2 separate regions of the Homo sapiens genome follow, and region 1 is linked to region 2. A link is an interaction called in ENCODE POLR2A ChIA-PET data of the cell type or tissue named here. Cell type or tissue: OCI-LY7. All regions are shown on one strand. Each heading gives the region's core, and the rest is flanking DNA. Links, peaks and the distances in the headings are about the cores only.

Region 1 (2,919 bases), core at 330-2,829, 520 kb after region 2:
TTCCTTCCAAGCAGATGTGTTCATCTGGAGGCCTGAATCTTGGTTTGGATGTTCTTTTATTTGAACATGGTGTGAGATTGGTGATATCAGTTCATTGTCTAGCATTTTATTTTAGAAACATTATGTCTGTGTCTTCCTGTTTTAAAAAACTGGTGAGAGAACCTCGTTCACTTTGCTGTGTTAATCCTTCCCTGTACCATAATTCTTTTTTTTTTTTTTTTTTTTTTTTAAATAAAGGGACCTCACATGATCAAGTGCATTTTCTTGGCTGCCTTGGGGCTGTAACCTGTGGCGAGGCTGTGTTCAGGGTCTTCCCACAGAGGCGAGGCTGCGGCGAGGCATGAGGGATTGTGTGGTTACGGGGAGACAATTACACCTCTGTGGTCCCGTGGTGCAATTCTGTTGGCATGTCCTCTTGGAATTGCTGGGGAGAGCCTTATTCTTGCGTTAATTACTTTGATCTCTAGCACTCACAAGTTAGAGTTCTCTGACAGGTAGATTCCTGGAGGTTCACATTGTGTCCTAGTAGTAGAATGGCCAAAATCTCTACCCTTCAGTGGCATTTTCTTCTGAGTTAATTGTGGCACTCAAAATTCCTCATTCTGCCTTGACCATGGCCTCTCCAAAAAGGCAGCAAATTAAACCCACTTTGCTTCCACTGGGCAAGTCCAGGAAGGGAAGCAGTTAATTATATGTAAGTGAAGTGCCTGCTTAATTACGTGGGCCACTGTAAGTTCTGGCCTGGTGGGAGCTGTGCTTTCTGAGATCTCTGGAGGCTCCCTGGTCTCTGTCGTCCTCATCTCATTTGGCATCTCCACAGCAGTTGACCCCACCAGTAGACCTCCTTCTAACCACCTGGGTTTCTTCCTCTCTGTTACACCTTTTGCTCTTTGTTATTATTATTTTCTTTCTTTCCAAGATGGAGTATCATTGTGTCACCCAGGCTGGAGTGCAGTGGCATGATCTTGGCTCACTGCAACTTCTGCCTCCCGGGTTCAAGCAATTTTCCCAGCCTCAGCCTCCCGAGTAGCTGGGATTACAGGCTCCCACCACCACGCCTGGCTAATTTGTGTGTGTGTGTGTGTTTTTTTTTTTTTTTTTTTTTTTTAGTAGTGATGGGGTTTTGCCATATTGGCCAGGCTGGTCTCAAACTCCCGACCTCAGGTGATCTGCCCGCCTTGGCCTCCGAAAGTGCTGGAATTAGAGGCGTGAGCCACTGTACCTGGCCTGCTTTTTGTTACTGTCACTTGTTTTCCCTGTTCGTGTCCCTAAATGCAGATGTTCTCTAAGGGTTTGTCTTCAGTCTTCTCACTTAGTGAATCTTGTCTGTTGTCCTGCTTTGAGCTGTTACTGTATTCTTTTGTGGAGCTTGTCTTCTCTCTCCAGCCCCAGGTGGTTTCTGACTACCAGTTGGACTGGTCCTGGTTGCTAAGGGAGATCTGAAACTCACTTCTCCTTCCCTTGGTTGTCTTTCTGGCTTCCCCCTTTCCCCATCTTGATTTCCATCTTTTGTTCTTGGCCTTCCCTCCCCTCTTCCATCTCCTTGACTCCCGTCCAGGAGTTGATGAAACTTCTGCTGTGTTCCTGGTGTCCATCCTTCCCTTCCCTCTGCAGCTGCCGTAGCCCTCGTAGCTCTTACCCGAATGCTCATCCCTTCCTACTAGGATCTGTTATAGGATTGACCTCCGGTCAGCTCCTCCCTTAGCCCTCCATCTGAGCACAGTCAGGCGGTGGGGAGAGCAGAGCCTGTTGGATCCACCTTGAGGAGCATTTGAGCAAGGCAGAACATGTCTAAAGGGCCGAGCACAGAGCCTGGCAGGCACCGGGCATTAAGAAACAGAACAGCTGCTTCTGCTGCTATGATGACTCCTTTTGTAGTCAGGTGTGTTCTCCCCAGGGAGGACAGTGTGCCAACTGCTTTTCATACAGATACTGCATTTAATCCACAGACCTCCCTGGGAAGCTGCAGTTTTGCAAGTGATGAAACTGACGTTCAGGAAGGTGTAATGACTTGCCCAAGGCCCCACATCTGGGAAGTACCAAGCTGGGATGTTCCAAATCCAGGGCCACCACTTCTCAGCCTCTTACCCCGCCGGGTCTCTTTCCTACCTGCTATGCTGCAGGGCACAGGAACTGAACTGACACTCTCATTATCCACTGTTCTGCCCTTTCTGCCCACTGGTCCATGCTGTTCCTGCCTATCTGTGCTCTCACCATTTTTCTAGCCTCTACCGTGGCTCACATCCAGTTATGCTACTTCTTCCATGAAGTCTTACTGGATTTTCTTTCCCTCCGTGTGCCATATTGCTTTGTATCCCTTAGAGCACTGACCCTCACCAGGGTTATTCGTGGACCTGTCTGCCTCCCTGTTAGATTATAAACTCCTTAAGAAGGGGAGACCTCATACTTGAATGGTGCTTTCTAGCTTCCCTGGCTCTGACTTTTCGTCCTCATGTATTGTTCCTTTCCTCTGATTTCAAGCATCCAACACCCCACCTGACTGTATACAGTGAGCACGGGGGGTGTTGTTTGCTGGGTGCAGTTGAAATGGGGTGCTTGTCTGGCTGTCTGGTTCAACAGGCCATTGCTCTCTGGTCTGTTTCTTCCATGTCACATGGACTTCAAAATAAGTTTATCCACCTATGTTAGCTTCTCCTCTGATGTGTTATTTGCTTATGGTCCTGATCATGGTAGATGACCAAGGCCTATAGCATAGCACCCAGTATTGATTTTGAAGATGAATGAACCAGTGCCAGAGAGCAATCAGCAGTGCCAGGGTTTCTAACTCAGAATGCAGTGGAGCAGTGTGGAGTGGAGATTGGCATCATACAGACCCACATGGAAAACAGTACTTACACACTTTGGAGTAAGGAAACTAAAGCACAGGCCTCAGTTCAGGACAATGGTAAGTTGTTTTTC
Region 2 (2,919 bases), core at 120-2,619:
TAGTAAGCTAAGAGCAAATGCGGCTAAATGGGGAGTATTCTCAATTTTAACATTTTTATATTGAATTGTGTTAATATTTCAGCCTGAATAACTTTACAGGGTATGTATTTGGCCCCCATTTATCTTTATTCAACAAATATTTTTACAAGATACCCCATCAGATATTACAAAATACAGCTTGTCAAATAATTTCTACCTAAGATTATTCTTTTGAATGTTTCACCCAAGTTAAATGTTGTAAAATTGAAGGACTTTTAATTATATTCCATTTCAGTACAGAATAGAAATTGATCCAATTAAAAGTAGAAACTTCATCAAAAGATCCTTCCCACAAGTCAAGGTAGCATATACCTCTGAGCTCCCACAGTTTAATTTGTTAATTTCCCCCCTCGATCTGGTAGAAACAATTTCAAATTGTCCCTAAGTAAGCTCGTTTTAGATAATTGTAATTCATAAAAAGCTCCACAACCTGAAATTTTTGTACTCCATTTATTGAATAATTTATCAAAATATTCCAATTAATTTTCATCAAAATGCAACCAACATTTAAAGAATTATTTCAAAAGGCGTAGGCTGATTTGCCAAGTAGTTATTTAAAGGCTCAAATGTTTCTAAAATCAGATTACTGATGAGCAACAGAAAATGTGTACGCCCAAGCTGAAGTTTCTATTGTTATTGTTGATGCATGAGGTTTTTTCATTTGATTGATACTGGTGTTTTATTGGGGTGTAGAGGGTGGTTGGATACTTCATATAAGCTCTGCCACAAGAATTTCATACTATAGTTACCTTATATGTAGAAATATTTGTAATTTTTGATGATGATAGTTTCTATTTCCTTTAGTGGAATATCAATCACAGTGGATTGGACACATTTATGAATTATGTGCCCACAATCACTTCCAAGTTCTGGTCTGTTACTTTATGAATTTAGTAAGAACATTATTTTTCCATGAACCTGTGCTCCCCCAAAATTTTGTATTCCTATTACTACTATAAAAACATGTCTTCAATATTGACCTTTTGAACAATATGGAACTTTTGAACTGAATTTATAGCAGCAGTCCCAACAATGTCAGACGTTTTACCTGAGAATAAGCTTCCAAAAGTTTTACTTTGATTTCATGACTTGTATGAAAAAAAAAAAATCTTCATTGGAACTAGCTGATAATCTGAAGTATCAGGATTCTAATAGCAAAGGGCTTCATACAGCTATGTGGCAGCTCTTTTGCTAATGTAGCCATCACATGTGCAGGTATCAGTTCACTTTTTGTATGTACGGACTTGGAATAAGAATAGTCAAAATTAATTTAAAGAATTATTGTTTGATCTAGATGAAAAGTCATGCTTCACAGGATGATATGTAAACACACCTTCTGCAGCTGCACAAGTGAAACTGTTTAGGGGCACGGCATTCTTAAAACAGTTCTGATGTGTGAGGTAGAAGCTGGTGCTTCTTTAGTAGATTAGGGTCTGGTTTTCACGTGGTTAGTGATATCACCAGGACCCCCCATGTTGGATAGTAAATGTCATCAAACATTTACTATCATTTACAAGTTACATATTGGCCAGATTTCTTATTACATGGAAATTCAGTACTTAGTTTTTCATTTAACATGCACTTTTTTTTGTTTTATTCAGCTGCTGCTGAAAACATTTATTACCAAATAAAAATGTCACCAAATAATAAAATAGTTGAGATTTTATCCCATTTTATAAATGAAGGAGAGTATTCAGTTTTCTCATTATACACTTATCACAGGGCTTTTAATTCCCACATACTTTACACAGGCACCAAATGTATCATTTCTTTTCATTTTCTAGGCTATACTGACTGGAAGCCTGGTAGCTTTGTGCAACTTTCAGGCCACTAAACTGGCCAAGACACAACTGGTAGGCACACCAAATTTCTGGCAGGAGCAGCAGTGTGGAATCCATTTCCCACCACCTTCCAAGACTAGGAGTTATATATACTTCATTTTATCAGCAGCCAGCCCTTCAAAGGGAAATGTTAGCTCTCACATGTTTCAGCTTCATCTAGAAAATCTCAATAAAAAAGACAAGTTATTGCTGATCATCTTTCAGATTTAAGCATGCATGAAAGTGAGAACCTTGTTCCCTGCTCATACATCTTACATACTTGCAGACCAGACCATGGTAGAAGCTGGAAGTACAAAGTGGACATCTACCAAACTTACTCCAATTATTTTAATGCAATCTTCACTAACAGTATTATGTAGAAAAATAAAACATGTGGGACAAGTGCGAAAAACTGCATAGGACACCAAGCATATACTGGAAGTATTTCAGGAGAAGCAGTGCGTATGACTTTGTTGGCCATGGGAGAGCTCAGGATGCTGTTCCTTGGGAAGGGAACCCAACAACAACAAGGGAAGAAAACGTGGGGGAGTTTCTCGGGACAGGAAATACCTGAGCAGAACCTTAAAAGATGGGTTGAAAATTGTCAGGTAAAGTAAAAACCTTCTGCACAGCAAAAGAAACGATCGACAAAATGAAAAAGAAACCTATGGAATGGAAGAAAGTATTTGCAAATCATATACACTGATAAAGGGTTCATGTCCAATGTATGTTAGAGTGTGCCTACAACTCAATAATGAAATAACAAAATCTGATTAAAAAATGAGCAAAGAAAATGAATAGACGTTTTCCCAAAAAGATGTACACTTGACCAATAGATATATGAAAATATGCTCAATAATCACGTCACTAATTATCAGAGTTACGCAAATTAAAACCACAGTGAGATATTACCTCATGCTAGTTAGGATGGGTATTACCAAAAAAGCAAATAAGAAGTGTTGGCAAGGATGTGGAGAAGAGAAAAACCTTTTACACTGTTGATGGAAATGTAAATTAATACAGCCATCATGGAAAACTGCATAGAGGTTCCTCAGGATTT

Evidence for each region. Peaks named below come from ENCODE experiments on the same cell type or tissue, not always from the same donor. Only the 100,000 strongest peaks of a DNase experiment are listed, where the experiment ranks them.
Region 1: POLR2A ChIA-PET joins it to region 2 with 8 read pairs; 2 of 35 experiments call an interaction of 5 or more read pairs at or near these places.

The regions. Positions count from the first base shown.
Region 1 is chr7:21,913,825-21,916,743 of GRCh38, reverse strand. All of the region lies in intron 2 of CDCA7L (cell division cycle associated 7 like), which reads left to right. Among named protein-coding and RNA genes, the nearest start is that of CDCA7L, 31 kb to the left of the region's middle. In OCI-LY7, for the core only: no CTCF peak of the experiment used is centred there; a DNase peak (open chromatin) is centred at 1,883; H3K27ac peaks cover 1,743 bases.
Region 2 is chr7:22,437,660-22,440,578 of GRCh38, reverse strand. All of the region lies in intron 4 of STEAP1B (STEAP family member 1B), which reads left to right. Among named protein-coding and RNA genes, the nearest start is that of STEAP1B, 61 kb to the left of the region's middle. In OCI-LY7, for the core only: no CTCF peak of the experiment used is centred there; a DNase peak (open chromatin) is centred at 1,378; H3K4me3 peaks cover 2,053 bases; H3K27ac peaks cover 2,500 bases.